Regions from separate parts of the Homo sapiens genome. Here region 1 is linked to region 2. A link is an interaction called in ENCODE POLR2A ChIA-PET data of the cell type or tissue named here. Cell type or tissue: Caco-2. All regions are shown on one strand. Links, peaks and the distances in the headings refer to the core of each region. The heading gives the core; the rest is flanking DNA. Region 1 overlaps SMOC2 (SPARC related modular calcium binding 2). Region 2 overlaps SMOC2 (SPARC related modular calcium binding 2).

Region 1 (11,434 bases), core at 1,289-9,288, 160 kb before region 2:
AAACACTTTACTAGGGCTAAAGTGCCCATCAGAATCTTTTTGGATAAATGAACACACACAGCAAACATTTTCTTCTATGCATTTTCACAGCCAACAAGATAGGGGATCACTTCCTAAGCACGTTGAAAATGAGTGGGCAGTGCCCTTTGACTTACGCTGCTTAGAGTGCCACTGATTTCCTGGTAAGCCTAAGACTTGGAGGAGACGTGAATGGAGAAATGCACCTCTCCTCATACTGGGGTTTTGCGATTCTTTCCCAAAGGGCTGGGAGTGAGAGTGAACCCTCGGCTGGAGCAGCCCCATCCCAGCAGCTGAAGGGCAAGGGAGGTGGCTGGGAAGGGCGGGCACCACTTCGCTCCCAGCTGCTGGGATGGAATCACAGCCTTGTCTAAGTGCACTGGGCCTGGGAGGGCTGGGATGGACCATCCTGGCTGAGGCCTCCCTCTGCCTGCAGTTCCTGGGGAATAGGGAACCTCCCTTGGGCCGGGGTGTGCTCACCTCGCTCGGCCTTGCCCCTTCCCTCATGCCTGCATCCTCCAGGCCCCGCCTCTGGCACCTTCCTGAAACCCGCAGGGAACCTGCTCACACCATGACCCTTCTCAGAGGGTCTAAGGTAAGAGCAAAACAGGGTGGGCTCAGGACACAGACACCTCCTGGCTCAGAGTGGTTCCAGGAAAGCCATGCTCCTGCGCCCTATGTGGGCTCCTGCAGACCAGGCTTTGTCTTGCTCTGAGTGAGTCACAAAGGAGGGACCTCCGGCCAAGGGAAAGGCTCCTTGTGGCCCAGGTGTAGGTCCCTCTGCGGGTCCACCCCCCTCTAACTGAGGCCCTGTGGAAAGCCCACCGTGGCAGGTGGATCTTCTTCACTTCCTCTCTCAGCCACTGGCTGACGCCAGCCAGGGTGACCTTGTCCGCGGCTCCCGGTGCCCACCGCTGGGGTCGCTTCCAGAGCTCCAACATTTTCCTTGGGAACCTGAGTTTTTAATTCTATCTCTTTGTCACATTTAATTTTTCTATAAAGTACAGATCGTAGATGTGGGATGCTGTGAGCACCTCCCGAACGATAAATGAGTGTGTGTTTGCTGTGGTGGCAGCCCTGAAGTTCGCAATGCCCGGGAAGCGTTTGGTGAAACTTTAAAGAAAGCCCAGGTGACTCCTCCTGGGGAGCAGCGCTTCGCAAACACCTCAGGCCTGCGTCTGCCACTCCCACACTGCCTGCCCCCTTTGGCCACAGGACACAGGCGTGACCCGGGTCACAGGGCTCTGCTAGCTCATGGCTTCACTCACCTGCGCGGTTCCCTGGCAGCCTCACCCACCTGCAGGGTTCACCTGGGGGCTCCACCCACCTGTGCAGTTCCCCATGGTGGCTTCACCCACCTGCACGGTTCACCCACCCACACGGCCCGCCCTGCCCTCCTTGGCCTCCTCACCGATGAGCGGTCAGGGCCGGGCCGAGCTGGGAGCTCAGGCCTCAAAGCCTATGGGTGCCCTGCATGCATTTCCTCTCGCCTCCTCGCTCTTTTCTTTTAATGTCTAAAATACCTTTGAAGTCCCTCAAAATCCTCTGTACTCCCTCCACAAAAGTCTCCAAGCTTCTCATCCTCCTGTAATTAAGGTGTTTCTATTCTCTCTGTAATTAAAAGTGTGAATTTCAAGACACTGTTCTTAAGTTACTCTGCTTGGCATTTAGGATTTGTTCGATTGGTCACAGAGCCTGGAAGCTTTTCGGTACTCATCTTGTTGCAACTGTTTGTTTCTTGGGCATTTTGTGGAAAACACTGGGGTTTGGGAAGGCAGGGTGGGGAGTGCTTGCCCTGCAATCCCTGTTTCTAGATAACACTGTCTGGAAGAGCTGTCTGCAGTGATGGAAATGATTTATGAGCTGCCTTGTCCCAGACAGCAGCCACTAGCACAGGAGGCCATGAGGACTCAACACATAGCAAATGAGCGACTGTCTTCAGATTTTACTTCATTTTAGTTAATTTAAACGTGAATAGATTCATGTGGCTAATGGTTTGTGTGTTGGACTGTCCAAGCCTGGGGGAAGCCTACCCATGCTCGGGGGTGATGGTGGAGTTGCAGACGGGACCAATCGCCTGTCGCCCCAGCCCTCGAGTTCTGTCCCGAGAGGTCCTTTCTTCTGAGAGGTTTCTTCCTTGGCCGGCACCTGGACGGGGCTGCGGCCTGAGAGGTGTCAGGTGAAGGACTGCAGGAGGCAGCGGTGAGGGCCCCCACCCTGGGGCCTCCCGAGCCCTTCCCTGCCCATCTCCAAGATTGCACTGTGCACCTCAGCGTGGGGACCCTTCTGAGTGGGGTGTGATGGCTTTTCAGTTGTTCCATTTCAGAGGACTGTGGGGAGAATTCTCTTGGAAGGATTCCATGTCTGGGCTATCGCATAGTGTAAACAAAGGCTGTCGAAAATTCAAAGAATCTGTTTTAATGCGTGACCCAAGGTGAGAGGGGAACAGGAGCCTGACCGGAGCCCCCACCGCCTCTCCTCCAGGCGAGGGGAAGATGCGGCCCCCGGCAAGCATGGGGAAGGCTGAGCAGAGGGCTAGAGGGGGCTCTGTGGCCCAGGCCCGCCCCTTCCTCTCAAAGCCTGTGAGTGTAAAGCTATGCGAGAGCCCTGGGGCTGCCGTCCTGGGGAAAGAAGGCCCAGCCCTGGCCCTGTGGTTAAGGGCCCTGGTTGGAACGGAGGGCAGGGCCCGGGCCCCAAGCCCATGACTGGGTTCTCCTTCCCTCGCAGAGGAGCCCGGTGGTCACTGGGAGCCTCAGCTGTGCGTGGTCAAATGAGGTGCCTGGGCTGGCATCTTCGTGTGTTCCTGGGTGACCCTGTGAGCAGCTCCGTTTAGCCTCCAGCCCTGACAACATCCCTTCCCAAAGGGACGGCCTCTGCACCTGCCCCCAGGCGTGGGCAAAGGGGATCCAGCTCTTTTTATTACAGAGAAAAGAATTCGCCCTTCCTTTCATAGGTATCTGTGGCCTCCGCGGCATGTGGTGGTGAATGCGGATGGAGGTGGGGGTCTTCTTGAGTGCCCTCTCTCCTCCAGGGACCCTCCTGCCTACCCGGGCAGTGGGCACGCAGATCCCTCAGTGACGGGGGAAGCAGGTTCCTAGGAGTCCTGAGTGGGAGCAAGAGGCCTGCCCCCGGAACGTACCGTTCTCTGGACATTCATGGGACCAATCCCCGTTAGGAGCCCGTGGTCTTGTCAGGAAAACCTGGCTCAGATGAAGTGAGAGACAAACTCGGTTTTCGGGTTATTCAATCATCGCCCTGCATTGGCAGCTAAGCATTCTTAGTTTTGAGGTCTCCTTACAACCACGTTTTGCCCCCCACAAAGCAAAATAAATGGACACAGTCAGAACTGTGATGATGGGGGGTGCTGAAGGGCTATAGGTGACATTTAGAATAAAATGAAGTCTCACTGCCTTTAGATGGAGACACAGGGCTGGAGGCTGCCTGGACTTTATGCAGAGATCAGAGGCCCCTGACCTTTACCGCTGGGCCATTTTGTCGTACTTTTAACTCACGGGACTGCACAGCCGCTGCCCATACAGGGGAGCCGTTTCTCTTCACCAGCATGAGTGGGAGACAGGTGATCTGTGGAGCTGCCTCTCGGACATATTGTTTCCAGCAAGGATCTGCCTTTCTGTTTCCTATTTTAAATCCTTCAGTTATGCCTCTCAGTGGAAATGATTTCACCGAATAACACAGTCTCCACTGAGGTTTGGCTAAGAAACAAATTATCTGGTATCTTGGCGTTTGGATGCATTTCCCTGGCTTTCCAGGTTACTCTCATATTCTGTAACATGTATTTTAGTGTAATTTGCTCTAAATGCTTTGAAATGAGCAAGAGCCTCAGAAAAGAAACTCTGGCTGAATGCCTTTGAAAATGTCACTTCATCAGCAAACGCATTCGCTATTCCAGGGAACCCTAAGGACAGAGAGGGAAAGAGTGGCTGTCCGGCGGGTAGTTTAGCTGTGCCAGAAAATGTCGAGGCTATCAGCGAATTTGTGAATTATATACTGTAATAAAAACAGAGCTACTTCTTCAGTAAAAGAGGTCAGGTCATTGGGGTTGTCTGTGTCCCTGGAATGGTAGGGGAGCCGCTCTTTTCTGATCGCCCTTCCTGCTGCAGGCTGAGTGGTGAGAGAGCCGCAACATGTGACTGTGTTGCATGAGGACGGCCAGGGCCCATAGCCTGTCTACTACACATGGAAACCCTGGGTCCTCCCAGCCCTACGAGTCAGAGTCTCTGGGGGGATGGCCAGGGCCCATAGCCTGTCTACTGCACATGGAAACCCTGGGTCCTCCCAGCCCTACGAGTCAGAGTCTCTGGGGGGATGGCCAGGGCCCATAGCCTGTCTACTACACATGGAAACCCTGGGTCCTCCCAGCCCTACGAGCCACAGTCTCTGGGGGGACAGCCAGGGCCCATAGCCTGTTTACTACACATGGAAACCCTGGGTCCTCCCAGCCCTACGAGCCACAGTCTCTGGGGGGACAGCCAGGGCCCATAGCCTGTCTACTGCACATGGAAACCCTGGGTCCTCCCAGCCCTACGAGCCACAGTCTCTGGGGGGACAGCCAGGGCCCATAGCCTGTCTACTACACATGGAAACCCTGGGTCCTCCCAGCCCTACGAGCCACAGTCTCTGGGGGGACAGCCAGGGCCCATAGCCTGTCTACTACACATGGAAACCCTGGGTCCTCCCAGACCTACAAGCCAGTCTCTGGGGGTGGAGATGAGAGTCCATTGCCCGGGAGACGGTGCTGCATGCTGCCGCTGAGAGCCACTGCGATTCCAGGTGCCGTTGGGCATGTGGGAACCGCAGTCCAACGTGTGCTTCATACTTACTTTCATGGTTGATTTGTACTTTTATTTTCAGATACTTCTCATTTAACCTCTGTAATCTTGTCACTGGGTAATCACTCCCCAGGTAGCATGTTTGCTTTTGCTATCAGTAAAGGTCGGAGTTTATCTGATCTTTTGTGCGTTGCAGCCCAGAGACCGATGAGCTATACATGAGCTATGAAGTGTGCGGCAGATGGGGCAGTGATGAGAGTCAAACCTTCAGGTTAGAAGTCAGATCAGTTTTTCCCTATATGCCTACAGCAGAGAATTCCAACTGTGTGTTACCTCCCAAAGTTTTAATTGTCTTCTACGTGTGAAGGAAATAAGTTTATGTATTTCCAGTGCGTATACTTTTATGTCAATTGGAAACTACTACTTTATATCCAGTCATCCTGTAATTTTCCACTGGGAGCCCGTGAGGAGCTACACATTTCATTTTTTTAACCAGAACCAATAGGGGACTGTGGAGCAGATTGGCCCTGGGGTCCCACGCTGACCAGCAGTGCAATCAGGAAGGAGTGAGTTAATTAATCACTCTGTTTCCATGTTCTTCTCCGCACAATTGGACTAATGATAGCATTTAATGCAGAAGATTGTTAGGTTAAAGGTACTAATGCAGTAAAGTGTTTAGAACAATGCCTGGCCCGGGTGCTCAGTGTTCAAGCTGTGAGCAGGGAAAGAGGCTAACAGAGATGAAGTCCATGCCGGGTGCAGTGGCTCATGCCTGTAATCCCAGCACTTTGGGATGCCAAGGCAAGTGGATCACCTGAGCTCAGGAGTTCGAGGCCAGCCTGGGCAACATCCCAAAATACAAAAATTAGCTGGGCATGGTGGCCCCTGTGGTCCCACAGCAACTCGGGAGGCTGAGACAGGAGAATCACTTGAACCCAGGAGGCAGAGGTTGCAGCGAGCCCAGATCGCCCCACTGCACTCCAGCCCGGATGACAGAGTGAAACTCTGTCTCAAAAAAAAAAAAAAAAAAAGAAGAAGAAAAAAGAAAAAAGAGATGACATCCGAAGAGGGTTGAGCAAGAGAAGGGGAGACTGAAGTAGGAGGAGAGGGAACTCTGAATGCTGGAGGTGTTTTGTACTTGGTGTTGGCGGGTCTCCTGTTGACTCGGGTGGAAGGACAGCATTCACGCGTGGAACCTGACGGGGTCCCTCACGGAGGTGTTCTAGGGTCTCCGCGTGGTCATGCCCCGTGTTCTTGCACTCATTTTCTCCAACACCTTCTCTCGGCCCTGCTACTTGCCCCGGTGATTCTGTAGGGACCCCGGGTGGCTACGCGAATGTGGCTCTGAAGACAACACTCTTCACTGAGCTGCAGCTCTGGCCAGACACTGCTGGACTCCAAGGCCATGTGGGTGCACAAGCTTCTCTACCCCCCGAGGAGGTACCGTCCATGGGCTCAGGAGCACTGGGCTTAGAGTCCATGCCCATGCATTCCGTGTCTACAAGGGTACTGCTTCACAGTGGCCGCCGAGGACGCACACGAGTGCTTCACACTCATCCAGGGGCATCTCGATTCTCACTGGGACCCTGGATAAGAAGCACTTTTGTAGCTAAAGCAATAAGGATGGTGCCTGAGGCTGCATGAACCCCCGGAACACTTTTAAGTGACCAAAAGCATGACAAGACTCTCCGACAGAGTGGGCATTGCTTATGAGAGGGGGAAGTTCAGCTGTGTTACAGTATTTCATAGGGGACTTGTACAATCTACCTTGTGCCTCTAAACACTTCTGACCCCTAAGAATCGTGGCCGGATGCTAAGGATAATCTTTCGTTGTCATTGCCAGAGATAATTATTGCATTAATGTAACACCATCCTCATCATATCTTATTAGGAAGAATTTTAGAATAACAGAGCTTCTACTGAATCTCAAATAAAACTGGATTGGAACAATGAATAACCTGAGAGATTTCTTAAATTATCTCAAAAATTACTAACAGGGAGGAAAAACATCCATTTTCATCATTGAAATTAACATGGATGTGGAGACAGGGAAGGAAAATAAACACAAAATAAATGTTTTGGAAAAGGAGAAGAGAGTTGCAGAGCAAAAAGTACAATAAAGCACCATCCGTCCCTTGCTGCGGTGCCAGGAACCTGCATTGTCCATCCCTCGCTATGGGGCCAGGAACCTGCATCGTCCCTCCCTCGCCACGGGGCCAGGAACCTGCATCATCTGTCCCTCGCTATGGGGCCAGGAACCTGAAGCCCATTCTGCAGAATGTGAGGTGGGGGGAAGATGGAACCAAGAGCTCTAGGAAATCCTGGCTCAGGGGACCAAAAGCCAGTAAAGCATTGGTAAATGCACTTATAAAAAGTTCCAGGTCCACTAAAAAACAATAAAGGCAGTGTGGCAAACAGAGAAACAACCACGGCCTCAGGGCTCCTGCTTTCCTCTGGGATCTCCGTACCCAACAGCGTCACCCAGGGGTGGCTGGGGTTCAGCCTTGCTTGGTTGTGTGTGCATCCTGAGAGGTCCGTCTTGATTCCCCACAGAAGGTGGGAGCGTCTCCAGGCGTTTGGTCCTGAGAGGGGCTGCCTCGCCCTGGCCACATCCTCCTGCACATCCCTTGGGTCTTCCCGCTGGCTGCAGATACCTCACTCTGGCAGCTCTGTGCAGGGCTGAGCCCCTGCCCTCTTTCCTGCATCTGCCTCCATCTTTCCCAGGCTTCCTGAAGAAACCTGCTCTCTCTTCTTGAACTTCTAATTTAGCTCCCTTTTTACTGCACACTTCTCATTTTCTCTTTGAAAATGATCACCAGCAAGAGGATCCCTTAGTGCTCACACAGTAGAGTTGAAATGGCAAACATACCCTATATTCATTTAAATGGTAGATAAGCAGGACCTCTGCTCCAAGGGCTTCTTGCAAATAACATCTTCATATCTTTTCCAAACACTTTCTCGTGCACTATCACATTTTGTTTTCACGATCATCTTTATGAAACAGGAATCCTTGTTATCACCTCCATTGGACAAGTGAAGAAATCAGCTCTCACATGGCTCCATACACGTCCCTGGTCACTTTGCTCTTCTGCCATCGCCAAGGTCAGCATGTTCCCTTTGACCACAGAGCCTTGCCAGCCCGATGGCCCTCCATGCCCTGCATCTGCCCACAGCCACCTTCTGCGTATTTATTGGGTTTGTGGCTGTAATCTAGTCATGCAGATTAAAACAAATTCATCTCATTCAATTGTTTGCTCTTGGTTTTAAGGTCCTATGGATACCCAGTAAATAGAACAAAAAGGCAAAAGGGGGTCAGGAATGCCGATGGGACCTACATTATCACCACTTTCCTAACTCACTGAGTTATTTCACTCAGACTCTTAAACTTACTAAGACAAGCTGCCTTTGAAAAGCTGACGACCAGTGTCTCTGATTCATGCCTCACTTACTTTTTTATTTTATTTTAATTTAATTTAATTTAATTTAATTTAATTTAATTTATGTTATTTTGAGACAGAGTCTTGCTCTGTCGCCCAGGCTGGAGTGCAGTGGCACAATCTTGGCTCACTGCAACCTCCACCTCCTGGGTTTAAGCGATTATCCTGCCTCAGCCTCCTGAGTAGCTGGGATTATAGGTGTGTGTCACCACGCCTGGCTAATTTTTTGTATTTTTAGTAGAGGTAGGGTTTCACTGTGTTAGCCAGGATGGTCTTGATCTCCTGACCTTGTGATCTGCCTGCCTTGGCCTCCCAAAGTGCTGGAATTACAGGTGTGAGCCGCCGTGCCTGGCCTTTTTTTTTTTTTTTTTTTTTTTTTTTTTTGAGACAAAATTTCACTCTTGTTGCCAAGGCTGGAGTGCAGTGGCGCAATCTCTGCTCACTGCAACCTCCGCCTCCTGGGCTCAAGTGATTCTCCTGCCTCAGCCTTCCATGTGGATGGATTACAGGCACCCACCACCATGCCCAGCTAATTTTGGTATTTTTAGTAGAGACGGGGTTTCAGCATGTTGGCCAGGCTGGTCTCGAACTCCTGACCTCAGGTGATTTGCCTGCCTCGGCCTCCCAAAGTGCTGGGATTACAGGTGTGAGCCACCATGCCTGGCCACCTTGCTTGTTTTCTAAATGAGCAGAGAGCACTTACGTCACGTCTCCACAGTGAGCTCCTCCTGGTGAGTCTCTGTGCTCCTGTGAGGCACCTCCGTCAGCAGGGCTGTGCTGAGGCTGGGAAGCAAATGCCCTCCCCGCATGGTGGTTTTCTTCATGGTACTCGTCCACATATGAAAGAGCTCGTTATTTTATCCTCACAGCTACCTCAAAGGTGACAAGGTATTATTACTCTCATTTTACAGATTAGCAAATTGAGTGTCAGAGATTGCACGGGTGGAAAAATGCAGAACCAGCATTAACTCTCCCCTGTTGGTGCAGAGCCCAGCGGCACCACCCATTTGTGCTAGGAACATGATGCCGGCTCAGTGTCCCGCAGAGGCTGTGGTGGCCAGAGCCCAATGTTAATGCCCCCAAACTGAGCATCTGTGACTCAGTCTAGTGCATCAGGGAGGATCAAAAAAACGCACCACAAAATTGGTGAGATCCTGTGCAGAGTTGGCTCGTTGGCCTCATCTGTGTCATGTTGAGGACAGCACACTCCCCAGAATCCTCTGCCGGAGGGAGGAGCCCAGCACCTCCTTGTTTTCTGTTTGAACCCCGGTCTCCTCAGGTCCTCAAGTGATGCCAGCACATTGATTTGAGAGGCACTGGCCACCACGATGACACACGAGGCCTGCTTTCAGTGGCATCCTTTCCGATTTCTTCCTACTGCTGGCCTTGACACATCCACGTCTGTGGATTTGCCCTGGGATGCCAGCTCACATGGCTTCTCATCCAGCTCCTCTGGGTTCCTTAGATGGGCGGTCCCCAACCTTTTCGGCATGAGGAACGTTTGACATTTTTTCCATGAACTGGTGGGTGGGGGATGGTTTCCAGATGATTCAAGCATGTTACATTTATTGCGCACTTTATTTCTATCATTACATTGTAATATATAATGAGATAATGTGCAACTCGCCATAGTGTAAAATCAGTGGGAGCCCTGAGCTTGTTTTCTGGCAACTAGATGGTCCCATCTTGGGGAGAAGGGAGACAGTGAGAGATCATCAGGCATTAGATTCTCATAAGGAACCCGCAACCTAGACCCCTCAGATGCGCAGTTCACAATAGGGTTCACACTGCTGTGAGAATCTAATGGTGCTGCTGATCTGACAGGAGGTGGAGCTCAGGGTAATATGAGCAATGAGGAGCAGCTGTAAATACAGATGAATACAGGGTTGGGGACCTCTGCCTTAGGTCATCTTTTAGGAAGCAGCAGATATCCCCCCAGATCAGCTTTGACTGATCTTCCCTCTGAGCCACTCAGGCACCTGTGTTCTTCCTTATACAGCGTGGTCATTTGTGGATGTACATTTCTGCCCTCTGGATTTTCAGCTTCACTAGGGCAGGCTCTTCTTCAAAATCCCATCCTCCTGGAGGCTGGTAGAATGCCTTTTACAGAGAGGGGTCACTTAATAACTATTTAATACATTCAGTTTAAGCTGGGTCTGACTTTTGAGCTAACTGGAAACATGAGGCTTTACTCTTAAAGACTGGGAGCAAGAAGTCGAAGACAATAAAATACTGAAGTTAAGGGTTTCTAAAATACATATAAAGTGGTGCAGCTAACTTCCATCAGATGCGAGATGAATGAGTGAATGAAATGTCCGTCTCTCAGATACCGGATGAATGACTGAATGAAATGTCCATCTCTCAGATGCCAGGTGAATCAGTGAATGAAATGTCTGCCTCTCAGATGCCAGATGAATGACTGAATGAAATGTCCATCTCTCAGATGCCAGATGAATGAGTGAATGAAATGTCTGTCTCTCAGATGCTGGATGAATGACTGAATGAAATGTCCATCTCTCAGATGCCAGATGAATGAGTGAATGAAATGTCCGTCTCTCAGATGCTGGATGAATGACTGAATGAAATGTCCGTCTCTCAGATGCTGGATGAATGACTGAATGAAATGTCCATCTCTCAGATGCCAGATGAATGACTGAATGAAATGTCTGTATCTCAGATGCCGGATGAATGACTGAATGAAATGTCCATCTCTCAGATGCTGGATGAATGACTGAATGAAATGTCCATCTCTCAGATGCCGGATGAATGAGTGAATGGAATGTCCGTCTCTCAGATGCCGGATGAATGACTGAATGAAATGTCCGTCTCTCAGATGCTGGATGAATGAGTGAATGGAATGTCCGTCTCTCAGATGCCGGATGAATGACTGAATGAAATGTCCGTCTCTGGGAGAAAATGTCCTGTGGAAAGTTATGTTTTCCTTTAGCATTTAAGTTTTGTATTGCGGGCTCTGAAACAGGATTTCCATATTTGCTTGGAAGATTTAGGTTCTGTGTTCTAAAAGAGTAGGACCCTGTTTTCTGAAATCTGAGGAAGTCCAGGCTTTAAAATGGAGAAATGATTCTTTAAACAGGCTTGAGTCTGTAGCCCCTCTCCCACCTGTCCCCAGTGACTTTCAGAATTGTGCAGGCTCTTCACGCACTGGGCCTCATTGCCAGTGCTGCCCTG
Region 2 (11,434 bases), core at 1,429-9,428:
ATAGGATTTTTGGAACCCTGGAGATGTTCCTTGAGTACCTGGTAGGCATTCCCGCACTCCTGGACCTGGGGCCTGGAGCTCGGTGGAGTGGCTTTCGGTGAATTCTCCAACACTCCTCTTTTCCACCCTCTGTAGATCAGCCTCAGGAGAGCAGAAGAACCCCAGGGTTTTACTGCGATGGCATCTCAAGCATCAGATATTCCCCCTGATCTAGCCATAGTTTATCTGTTTCTTTCAAATAAAGTTTTGATGGAGATTTCATCTTTTTTCTTTCTTTAGAATGTTGGCCTTTCTCCCCATAGCCCCTGACACCCAAACCCTTGATTATCTCAGCCACTTTAGGTGATTTTTTTGGTCTCCTGAACTAAAAGCCTCTCCTCTCACTGTCTGTCTGCTAAAGAAGACTTAAGGAAATAAAAAGGCAATACTAACAGAAAATGTCATGAATGTGTAGGAAATTAAATTTAATAGAGCAGGCCGGGCGCAGGGGCTCACGCCTGTAATCCCAACACTTTGGCAGGCCAAGGCAGGTGGATCACCTGAGGTCAGGAGTTCGAGACCAGCCTGGCCAACGTGGTGAAAACCCATCCCTACTAAAAATACAAAACTTAATCCAGCATGGTGGCAGGCACCTGTAATCCCAGCTACTCGGGAGGCTAAGGCAGGAGAATCACTTGAACCTGGGAGGCGGAGATTGCAGTGAGCCAAGACCACACCATTGCACTTCAGCCAGGACAACAAGAGCAAAACTCTGTCTCAAAAAAAAAAAAAAAAAATTTTAATAGAGTCAAACTGTATGTAAATTTCAACTTTACATCTTCTATTCTTGGAAAGATTGTTTTCGCAAACTAAGCTAAACTGCAAACTAAAAATGAAGGCAGTAAATGAATTGCTAACTAAACTAAATTGCAAACTAAACTAAATGCAAACTAAAATTGATGGCAGTAAATGGATTGTTATCTGAAAATCCTCCGAAAGGTTGAGAAATTGGCAATGGTGTCGGAGTTCACGGTGTTCTCATACCTGGGAATGTACAGCTCATCCCAACAGGCAGAATCCAGGGGCCAGCACCTCCAGGAGGGCCATCCCATGCGCACACACACACCCTCCATCTCACGGAGAAGGTGCGTGTCTGCCATTTGGTGCACTTTTAAAGATCCGCACCTTCTAGAAGAGTTTATTTATGTATGCCCTAAAATATTGAACCTAACATAATCCAAGGAAAAATATCTAGTCCCAACTTAAAATGTTTTTGATTTGCATCATCTGATATTCCTATGACATGAAGGATGTGTAAAAGAATCACATTTACAGGGCTAGAAAAGCTCAGGGTTCTGGTGTGTCGGGCGGGTATAGCTGCATGTGCTGACCTGCCAGTCCTGTGCACACAGAAGCCAGGATAAGGGGGCTTTTGTCCTTCAAGTGCATCTTTGCTGGGCACAAATTCACTGCATCATTTACAATTTTGAATCCAACCTGAAAAATCTTTGCTAAAAATGTTCTTCTAAATTATTTCTTTAAATTGTTATATCTGATGACCAGTGCTGCAGGCTGAGACACCAGGACCATGAGAACTACAAGCAGGGGTTATGGGTTTGAGGGAAGGACAGTGGCCAGGAAGGAGCAGCCCAGGGGTTTAAGCATCCTGACGGCATCTGTGTTCCTTCCAGGCTCTCAGAACCCGACCCCAGCCATACCCTAGAGGAGCGGGTGGTGCACTGGTACTTCAAACTACTGGATAAAAACTCCAGTGGAGACATCGGCAAAAAGGAAATCAAACCCTTCAAGAGGTTCCTTCGCAAAAAATCAAAGCCCAAAAAATGTGTGAAGAAGTTTGTTGAATACTGTGACGTGAATAATGACAAATCCATCTCCGTACAAGAACTGATGGGCTGCCTGGGCGTGGCGAAAGAGGACGGCAAAGCGGACACCAAGAAACGCCACAGTAAGAGCTTTCCCACCCCCGACCCTGGGCAGTGGTCAGGCCCTGAGGCCTGGGAGGTCTGCTTCTCACAAACACAATTACAGATTGTGTTTATGGCCTGGGAGTGCAAAAAATCAAATATGCTGTTTAATTGTTGGGCGTCTGTTTGCAGAAATAATAATGATAATTGGCGACTCATCACATGCCACTTGCCCAGGAGAGCCCAGGCTCAAAGGGCATGAACTGCGTGTTGGTTTGCAATGAGCCTTTTTACTGTTCAGACCACGGTTGGCTTCCCCCAGAATGGATTGTCTTCTGGTATTTGAGGTGCAAACCTGGGAACCACTGGAATAACCAACCCTGCACCTGAGCTCCAACCAAATGTTAGGAACTCACCAACCCTGCTCCTGAGCTCCAACCAAATGTTAGGAACTCACCAACCCTCTACCTGAGCTCCAACCAAATGTTAGGAACTCACCAACCCTCTACCTGAGCTCCAACCAAATGTTAGGAACTCACCACCCCTGTACCTGAGCTCCAACCAAATGTTAGGAACTCACCAACCCTGTACCTGAGCTCCAACCAGATGTTAGGAACTCACCACCCCTGTACCTGAGCTCCAACCAGATGTTAGGAACTCACCAACCCTGCACCTGAGCTCCAACCAGATGTTAGGAACTCACCAACCCTGCACCTGAGCTCCAACCAGATGTTAGGAACTCACCAACCCTGCACCTGAGCTCCAACCAGATGTTAGGAACTCACCAACCCTGCACCTGAGCTCCAACCAGATGTTAGGAACTCACCAACCCTGCACCTGAGCTCCAACCAGATGTTAGGAACTCACCAACCCTGCTCCTGAGCTCCAACCAAATGTTAGGAACTCACCAACCCTGTACCTGAGCTCCAACCAAATGTTAGGAACTCACCAACCCTGTACCTGAGCTCCAACCAGATGTTAGGAACTCACCAACCCTGCACCTGAGCTCCAACCAGATGTTAGGAACTCACCAACCCTGCACCTGAGCTCCAACCAGATGTTAGGAACTCACCAACCCTGCTCCTGAGCTCCAACCAAATGTTAGGAACTCACCAACCCTCTACCTGAGCTCCAACCAAATGTTAGGAACTCACCAACCCTCTACCTGAGCTCCAACCAAATGTTAGGAACTCACCAACCCTCTACCTGAGCTCCAACCAAATGTTAGGAACTCACCACCCCTGTACCTGAGCTCCAACCAAATGTTAGGAACTCACCACCCCTGTACCTGAGCTCCAACCAAATGTTAGGAACTCACCACCCCTGTACCTGAGCTCCAACCAGATGTTAGGAACTCACCAACCCTGCACCTGAGCTCCAACCAGATGTTAGGAACTCACCAACCCTGCACCTGAGCTCCAACCAGATGTTAGGAACTCACCAACCCTGCACCTGAGCTCCAACCAGATGTTAGGAACTCACCAACCCTGCACCTGAGCTCCAACCAGATGTTAGGAACTCACCAACCCTGCACCTGAGCTCCAACCAGATGTTAGGAACTCACCAACCCTGCACCTGAGCTCCAACCAGATGTTAGGAACTCACCAACCCTGCACCTGAGCTCCAACCAGATGTTAGGAACTCACCAACCCTGCACCTGAGCTCCAACCAGATGTTAGGAACTCACCAACCCTGCACCTGAGCTCCAACCAGATGTTAGGAACTCACCAACCCTGCACCTGAGCTCCAACCAGATGTTAGGAACTCACCAACCCTGCACCTGAGCTCCAACCAGATGTTAGGAACTCACCAACCCTGCACCTGAGCTCCAACCAGATGTTAGGAACTCACCAACCCTGCACCTGAGCTCCAACCAGATGTTAGGAACTCACCAACCCTGCACCTGAGCTCCAACCAGATGTTAGGAACTCACCAACCCTGCACCTGAGCTCCAACCAGATGTTAGGAACTCACCAACCCTGCACCTGAGCTCCAACCAGATGTTAGGAACTCACCAACCCTGCACCTGAGCTCCAACCAGATGTTAGGAACTCACCAACCCTGCACCTGAGCTCCAACTAAACGTTAGGCCAGTTCACAAGCCGTAAAATCATTGCTGTGGCCCAGACCAGTTATTCCAATGGTTATAGCAGTTTTAACAATTGAAAATACTTTTTTTTGTGGGCCTGGCCTACCCAACCGTGACAGGAAGTAAGAGAAACCTGTGATGGCCAGAGCCCAGATGTTCTTAGGAGGCAAGCCAGGAGAAGCCGGGTCTGACTTTTCAGCTCAGAGACAGCACTGTGAGATGCGTGCATGCCCTGATCCCACTGCACATGCGTGCTAGATACTCCTGCATGTGTGTGCTGGATCCTACTGCATGTGTGTACTAGATACCCGGCACATGTGTGCCAGATCCCCCTGCACATGTGTGCTGGATCCCCTCACACGTGTGTGCTAGATCCCCCTGCACGTGTGTACTAGATTTCCCTCACACATGTGTGCTAGATCCCTTGCACATGTATCCTGGATCCCCTCACACATGTGTGCTAGATTCCCCTGCATGTGTGTGCTAAATCCCACTGCACATGTGTGCCAGATTCCCCTTCATGTATGTGCTGGATCTCCCTGCCCACTTGTGCTAGATCTCACTGCACGTATGTGCTCGATCCCTTGCATGTGTGAGCTAGATCCCCCATATGTGTGTGCTAGATCCCACTGTACACATGTACTGGATCCCACTGCGCGTGTGTGCTGGATCCCCCGTATGTGTGTGCTAGATCCCACTGTACACGTGTACTGGATCCCACTGCACATGTGTGCTGGATCTCATTCCACATGTGCATTAGCTCTCACTGTCCTTGGGGATCTGTTTCCTGATTTGTGTAATACTTGCTGGGTAGGGCTAGTAGACACCGCTCAAATCTCTGTCGTTTATGACTCTTTTATTTGTTGTCAACTCGATAACAAATGTGGAAGAGAAAACAAGCTTGAGACTGTGTTGTGGAGGGCTGATTCACCGTGGTCTTTAAAATCCTCCTGGCAAGTCACGGTGGCTCACACCTGTAATCCCAGCACTTTGGGAGGCTGAAGCGGGTGGATCACCTGCGGTCAGAAGTTCAAAGTCAGCCTGGCCAGCATAGTGAAACCTCATCTCTACTAAAAATATAAAAATTAGCTAGGCATGATGGCTCATGCCTGTAGTCCCAGCTACTCCAGAGGCTGAGGCACAATTGCTTGAATCTGGGAGGCAGAAGTTGCAGTGAGCTGAGATCGTGCCACTGCACTCCAGCCTGGGTGACAAAGCAAGACTTTGTGTTAAAAAAAAAAAAAAAAAAAAAAAGAAAAGAAAAGAAAAAGAGAAAAGGAAAAAAAAAAAACCCTCCCATGTTTGAAGCTCAGCTGTGAGACAGGGGCCCTTTGATCTGACCTGGACTGAGGGCTCCTGGAGGAGGCAGTGATCATCGTCTGCCTCCTCTTCTCAGTGTCCTAGTGCTTGTCTTGATAGTCACTCAGTGCTGTTCAACCAAATTAGGGCAAGCCTAGATCTGTGTCATGGCGACGCACTTCCTGCTAATTTCTCTGTGAAAAGTCAGCTCTGAAAAATTAAGCTTTAGTTTGAAGCTTTTTGTATAGGGTCTTTGTGGTTAATGCACGTCCTGCCGTCCTGATGATGTCTTCACGGGAGAGCAGATGGCTGTACCTATGGCCGCCTCCCTTCGCTCTGTATGCAGGAGGCTGCCCCCTGTGCTGGCCCGGCCATCCGATGAGGTCAGAGAGAATCCTCAGTTATGTTCAATGTTCTGTCTCCATCAAGGACTCTTTGGCAAGTGTGGGAGGAGCTGGCCTCTAATAAGACAAAAAAGAAAAGAAATCACTCTGGGCTGATCAACTGCAATGCATGAAGGCAGCAAATGCCCACTCACCACTGTGGGAAGAGGGGCACTAAATGTGCTGCCAAGGTCTGGCAAGGCTCATGATCCAATATCCAATCCTACTTCATGGCTCAAGACCTCATTTCATTTTCACAGCCATCCTGAGGGGGACGAGGTCACAGACAGATGCTGCCATCCCTGACACTTGCAGACAAGGACACACAGGCACTGCAGTCATCAGCACTTTGATCTGAGTCTTCCTCAGCAGTGCTGCATGCAGCAAGGGCAGTGCTGTTGGAAATCGTCCACTCTGCTGGGCTACACTTGCTGTTAGGGCTCCTTCGCCCACACCAGCATACACCTGCAACCCTCCAGGCATTTGGATGGAAAACCAAGGATGCCTATTCTCAGTAGTTGCCCATGTGTGATTTCCCCCTTGCTTTTCCCTTTCTCTGTATTCAGCACCTGCCCACTGGGTTTCCTGAGCACTTCTCTCTTACTGCCACCCGATACTGCTTTTGGCTTCTTGGACTGGGACTGTGTCTTAGTCCATTTTGTGCTGCTATAACAGAACACCATGGATGGGATACCTTATGAACACAAACGTATTAGCTTATGGGTCTAGAGGCTGGGCAGTCCAAGATTGTGGAATCAGCATCTGGTGAGGGCCTTTGTGCTGTGTCATCCCCAAATAGAAGGGCGAAGAGAGGGTGAGAAAGAGAGAGAGAGCAAGGGGGGCCAAACACATTCTTTCCTAGGAGCCCACTCCCAATATAATGGCATTCACCTATTCGTGAGGGCAGAGTCCTCATGATGCAGACCTCTTAAACCTCCCAACGCCTCTGTATTAGGGATTGAGTTTCCAGCACATGAACTTTGGGCTCACCTTCAGACCATAACAGGCTGCTTTCTTCACTTCCTGTGCTTTTTCTCTTATTTTGGTCCCTGCTCAGGATCCCAGAAGACAAATGGTGTTTTGCTCTTTGAGACTTAAAACCTACAAGCAGGGTCCACATGGGAGGCCTGGGGGACTGATGGGGAGATGGAGAGCAGGTGGCTGCCAGATCTGCAGCTGGGGCCAGGGAACCATGGTGTCCCTCACCCCTGATGGTTCCACAGAGAGGGAAGATGAACACCCACCCAGTGATTCATGAAGGGAGCTGCTCACATTCTGCTGTTGCCCCATCTGCATGTGATGAGTGACACCTTGTGGCACCTGGGGGCTTCCTGTGTGGCTCCTCCTCTGTTACGGAAACCAGTCTCTGCATTTCTGTAGAAGGCTAATTTTTATGGTCATAATGAGAAAATTAAGGATGGGTAGAGCCAAGTGTAGATCTGTTTCTAACTTTTAATCTTCTTCCATTCCTGGGTGGTGCAGGCTGGTCTTCTCTTTGCAAGGACTCCATCCTGTTAGCCGTTGTCAGGTGGCTTGAGTAGCACCTGAAACGTAAGCCACGCATGGCTTCTGCCCTCCTCAGCCTGGTGCTACAGGGTCATGTGGTCCATGGCCCTTGCTGGGGCAGATTCCTGTCTACTAATTTCTTCAATTAAACCGAAGTGAATGTTGACTCTTTGTAAGGGGGTTGGATGAGTTCCAGCAATTGGCGGGTTTTCAGGTAGAGTAATTGGGCCCAGAGCTGTGATTATGGTGACAGAATTTTGAAAATTTCGGGATGAAACGATTTCAAGATGGATCCACAGCAGTTAAGAAGATGTTCTGTTCTCCTGGAGGCCCTGCTCCTAAGTCACCCTTCCAGAGGAACCCATAGCTCCCCTCATCCTGCATCACCTGCAGGACACAGCTCAGACTGTGTGTGTGTGTGGAGTATGTGTATGTGTGGTGTGTGTGGTGTGTGTGTGTGGAGTGTGTGTATGTGTGGTGTGTGTGGTGTGTGTGTATATGGTGTGTGTGTATGGTGTGTGTGTGTAAATATGGGGTGTGTGTGTTTATGGTGTGTGGGGGTGTGGTGTGTATGTGTGTGTGTGGCGTGTGGGGTGTGTGTGTGAGTGGTGTGTATGTATGTGTATAGCATGTGGTGTGTAAACACTAATACTGGCGCTCTGGGCTGGATCAAGCTCTGTTAGGGCAAATGTCTGGCATTCATCTATGTGTCCTACTATTTTAAAACATAATGTATTGATAAGAATTTTGAGGTGTCATTTGGCAAACAGATCAGGAGACAATTGAAAAGATAATTTGTTACTCACAGATCCCAAGGAGAAGAGGCCATGCTGTGCTGTCGGGGGCCACATGTGAAGCACCAGGGTCAGCCAAGAGACAGAGGGAGCAAGGGACTGGCCCTGAGCCCTCATCATGATTTCCCAGGCAGGCTTGCCTATAAATGAGGTGGCCAGGTTATAGGCTGGGTGAGGGTGGAGGTTGTAGGGTTGGTGAGAGTGGAGGTTGTTGGCTGGTTGAGGGTGGAAGTTATAGTATTGGTGAGGGTGGAGGTTGTAGGTTGGGTGAGGATGGAGGTTGTTGGCTGGGTGAGGATGGAGGTTGTAGGTTGAGTCAGGGTGGAGGTTGTAGGTTGGGTGAGGGTGGAGGTTGTAGGCTGAGTGAGGGTGGAGGTTGTAGGTTGGGTGAGGGTGGAGGTTGTAGGCTGGGTGAGGGTGGAGGTTGTAGGTAGGGTGAGGGTGGAGGTTGTAGGCTGAGTGAGGGTGGAGGTTGTAGGTTGGGTGAGGATGGAGGTTGTAGGTTGGGTGAGGTTGTAGATTATAGGCTGAGTGAGGGTGGAGGTTGTAGATTGGGTGAGGGTGAAGGTTGTTGACTGGGTAAGGGTAGAGGTTGTAGGTTGTGTGAGGATGGAGATTGTTGGCTGGATGAGGGTGGAGGTTGTAGGTTGGGTGAGGTTGGAGGTTGTAGGCTGGGTGAGGGTGGAGGTTGTAGGTTGGGTGAGGTTGTAGATTATAGGCTGAGTGAGGGTGGAGGTTGTTGTCTGGGTGAGGGTGGAGGTTGTAGGCTGGGTGAGGGTGGAGGTTGTAGGTTGGCCTGAATAGGAAAGGCTGCTCCTCACGGTCTCTGGGGATGGGCTAGCTCTGAGAGGGCAGCCTCTTCAGCCTCTTCAGATGTCAAAGCATTAGATAAAGAAAATGAAAGTCATGGTTAATACACCCACTCTCCAAGGAACTGGCCCATGGATTGGGTTCTGATAGAAGGATATGAGTCCCTCATGGGCAAGCTAAATCCCCTAGACAATCTCTTTGGAAGGTGGCAGCACCATACAGACAACTGTTGTGAGCCGCATATCCTGATTTCAAAAGGTTGTCAGTTCCTTCTAGGACTGGTCCGCATTGCTCTCTGCTAAGGCTGAGCAGGACCCTGGTGTTGAAGGATACATGGAGTTCTCAGTAGCGCTGGGAGAAAGCTCTGGGAGGAAATGTTTTTTCATTGCATATATTGATAGACTGAAATGAAGGTAACTTTTATGAGTCATGACCTTCCATGGGTCACGCTTCATGCAAGTGACTACAGAATCGCGATGGCTTAGGACCCAAGCGTTTCCTTCTGGTTCACATAGCATAGAGGCTGTGGGTTGCCACCATGCCGCCCTGGGCGGGAAGGCAGGTTCAGCGCAGGTCAGCACAGGTCTTGGGAAGATGTGGCAGAGAAGCATGAGAGGCTGAGCCACTCGCACAGCCACAAGGGAGGTGGATGCTCAGAGATGGAGCCTCTCAGCCTCCCACCTTCCAAAGGCCCGAGCCGCAGTGTGGGGCAGGGAAGGGGCATGGATGGGCTGGAGTTCTTAGCCCCTGGCGAGGAAGAATGGATGGATTTTGGAGCACAGCGCGATCTCTTCTGATGCCATTGTCTTAGGTGAAAAGTTTAAGTTGCTGCAGAAGTTAGAGTTCTCTTCTTCAGATCCCTCTGAATAATCTGATATGTCTCATTTTTACTGTCTTCTTAGTAATCAAGAAGAAAGAATATGATCGCTCCTAGCAAAATAAACTGCAGTTTGGCAAAAGAGGCAATTTGGTCATGGTCAAAAATGAACATTGTGGTCTTGGATACATATTTAGCTGATTTTGCAGCCCTTTCATTTTCCTTACAGAATTTTTTTTTTTGACTTAAAAAAATTCATTATCAGTTATATGTTTTGTACCCTGTATAGTTTACAATAGTGAAAAGTCAGAAAAACCTAAAGATCCAGGAAGAAATTAGTGAGAACATTCTAAATATCCACACTGTTGCTAAGTTTTTTTTGTTCCCTATATTTTTGCTCACTACTGAACAATGCGCTTTTTATTCTAAAAAATATGAGAAATCAGCCGGGCGTGGTAGCTCATGCCTGTAATCCCAGCACTTTGGGAGGCCGAGGCCACAAGGTCAAAAGATCAAGACCATCCTGGCCAACATGGTGAAACCCCGTCTCTACTGAAAATACAATAATTAGCTGGGTGTGGTGGTGTGAGCCTGTAATCCCAGCTACTCGGGAGGCTGAGGCAGGAAAATTGCTTGAACCAGGGAGTTGGAGGTTGCAGTGAGCTGAGATCGCGCCACTGCACTCCATCCTGGGTGGCAGAGTGAGACCCCATCCAACCTCCCCCCAAAAAAAAGAATATTAGTTTTTTTTTATAACTTTAATTTACAGCTACTTCTTTTTATAACTTTAATCTACAGCTACTTCTAACTCCCAGGGAGAATTCTATTAATCAGCAAGCAATACAAAAAAAACTGGCAATTGTTGAATAGCCAAATTGGCTCAGAATAGATTCAAAGTATCACTCCAATAGTATTTGAATTTGAACCGTTGGCTGAAAAGCCTATATTTTTTCCTGTAAAGTAGTCATTCCAGGCAAGACAAGTAGAGGAACAGCAGCACTCATTTTGGCACTTAGACCATTGAAACCAACTATTTAAAAAAATCATAGATTTAGCCACTGCTCGATGTTTTTGCAATTTACCTAATTGCAAATTGTTTTTCACCTTTTCATACTCTGTTTCTATTTGCGTTATGGCAAGGGAAGACAGTTTGAAAATAGAGCAATTTTGCTCTTTACTCCATGTTTTTTATTGAGTGGATAGAAATCAACAGTTAATCAAGGAATATGGGATGAAGGATACTTCCCTCATCTATTGATTCATTTGAAAACTATTGACCAAGTACTTTCTGCTCTAGATATTGACAGAATAACAGTAAACACACAGGAATGTGTGTCTCTTTAAGGCTTATACTTTGGTGTGGAAGCGAGTCATCAGATAAATAAGAAACCCCACAGCACGATAGGGGTTGCTTGTGGAGGAGGCAGAAGGGAAGGTCAGGAGGGCTGGAACGTTAGATGGGGGCAGGGAGGAGGCCCTGCAAGGTGCGAGTGAGTGGAGACTGGAGGAGCAGAGGAGAACCAAGGGCCGTCGGGTGGAGAGCAGCCTGCAGAGGACAGCAGGAACGCCATGCCCAGCAAGCCCCAGGGGTGGGGAGAAGTCGGGCACTGGAGAGGAACAGGCATCCGGAGTGATGTGATGCCACATGGGTGGATGGGGCAGAGCCCACCCCGCCTCCAGCATAGCCCAGAAGCCTCTGGCTGCTTCTCTGAGTGAGGCCATTGGAAGGCTTGGGTGGAATGTTTTAGAGGACTGCTGGTTTCCATGTTTGTGTAGACAACAGATGGGAAGGGCTGAAGGAGGAGAGTGGTGAGGTGTCTGCTCGGGTCCAC

The links. Peaks named below come from ENCODE experiments on the same cell type or tissue, not always from the same donor. Only the 100,000 strongest peaks of a DNase experiment are listed, where the experiment ranks them.
Region 1: POLR2A ChIA-PET joins it to region 2 with 6 read pairs; 2 of 35 experiments call an interaction of 5 or more read pairs at or near these places.

The regions. Positions count from the first base shown.
Region 1 is chr6:168,494,467-168,505,900 of GRCh38, forward strand. All of the region lies in intron 1 of SMOC2 (SPARC related modular calcium binding 2), which reads left to right. Among named protein-coding and RNA genes, the nearest start is that of SMOC2, 59 kb to the left of the region's middle. RefSeq lists an enhancer at 2,471-3,189. In Caco-2, for the core only: no CTCF peak of the experiment used is centred there; DNase peaks (open chromatin) are centred at 2,896 and 5,015.
Region 2 is chr6:168,651,284-168,662,717 of GRCh38, forward strand. SMOC2 (SPARC related modular calcium binding 2) reads left to right here. Exons shown (of 13, transcript NM_001166412.2): 11 at 1,671-1,945. Among named protein-coding and RNA genes, the nearest start is that of SMOC2, 220 kb to the left of the region's middle. RefSeq lists an enhancer at 7,859-8,359. In Caco-2, for the core only: no CTCF peak of the experiment used is centred there; no DNase peak of the experiment used is centred there.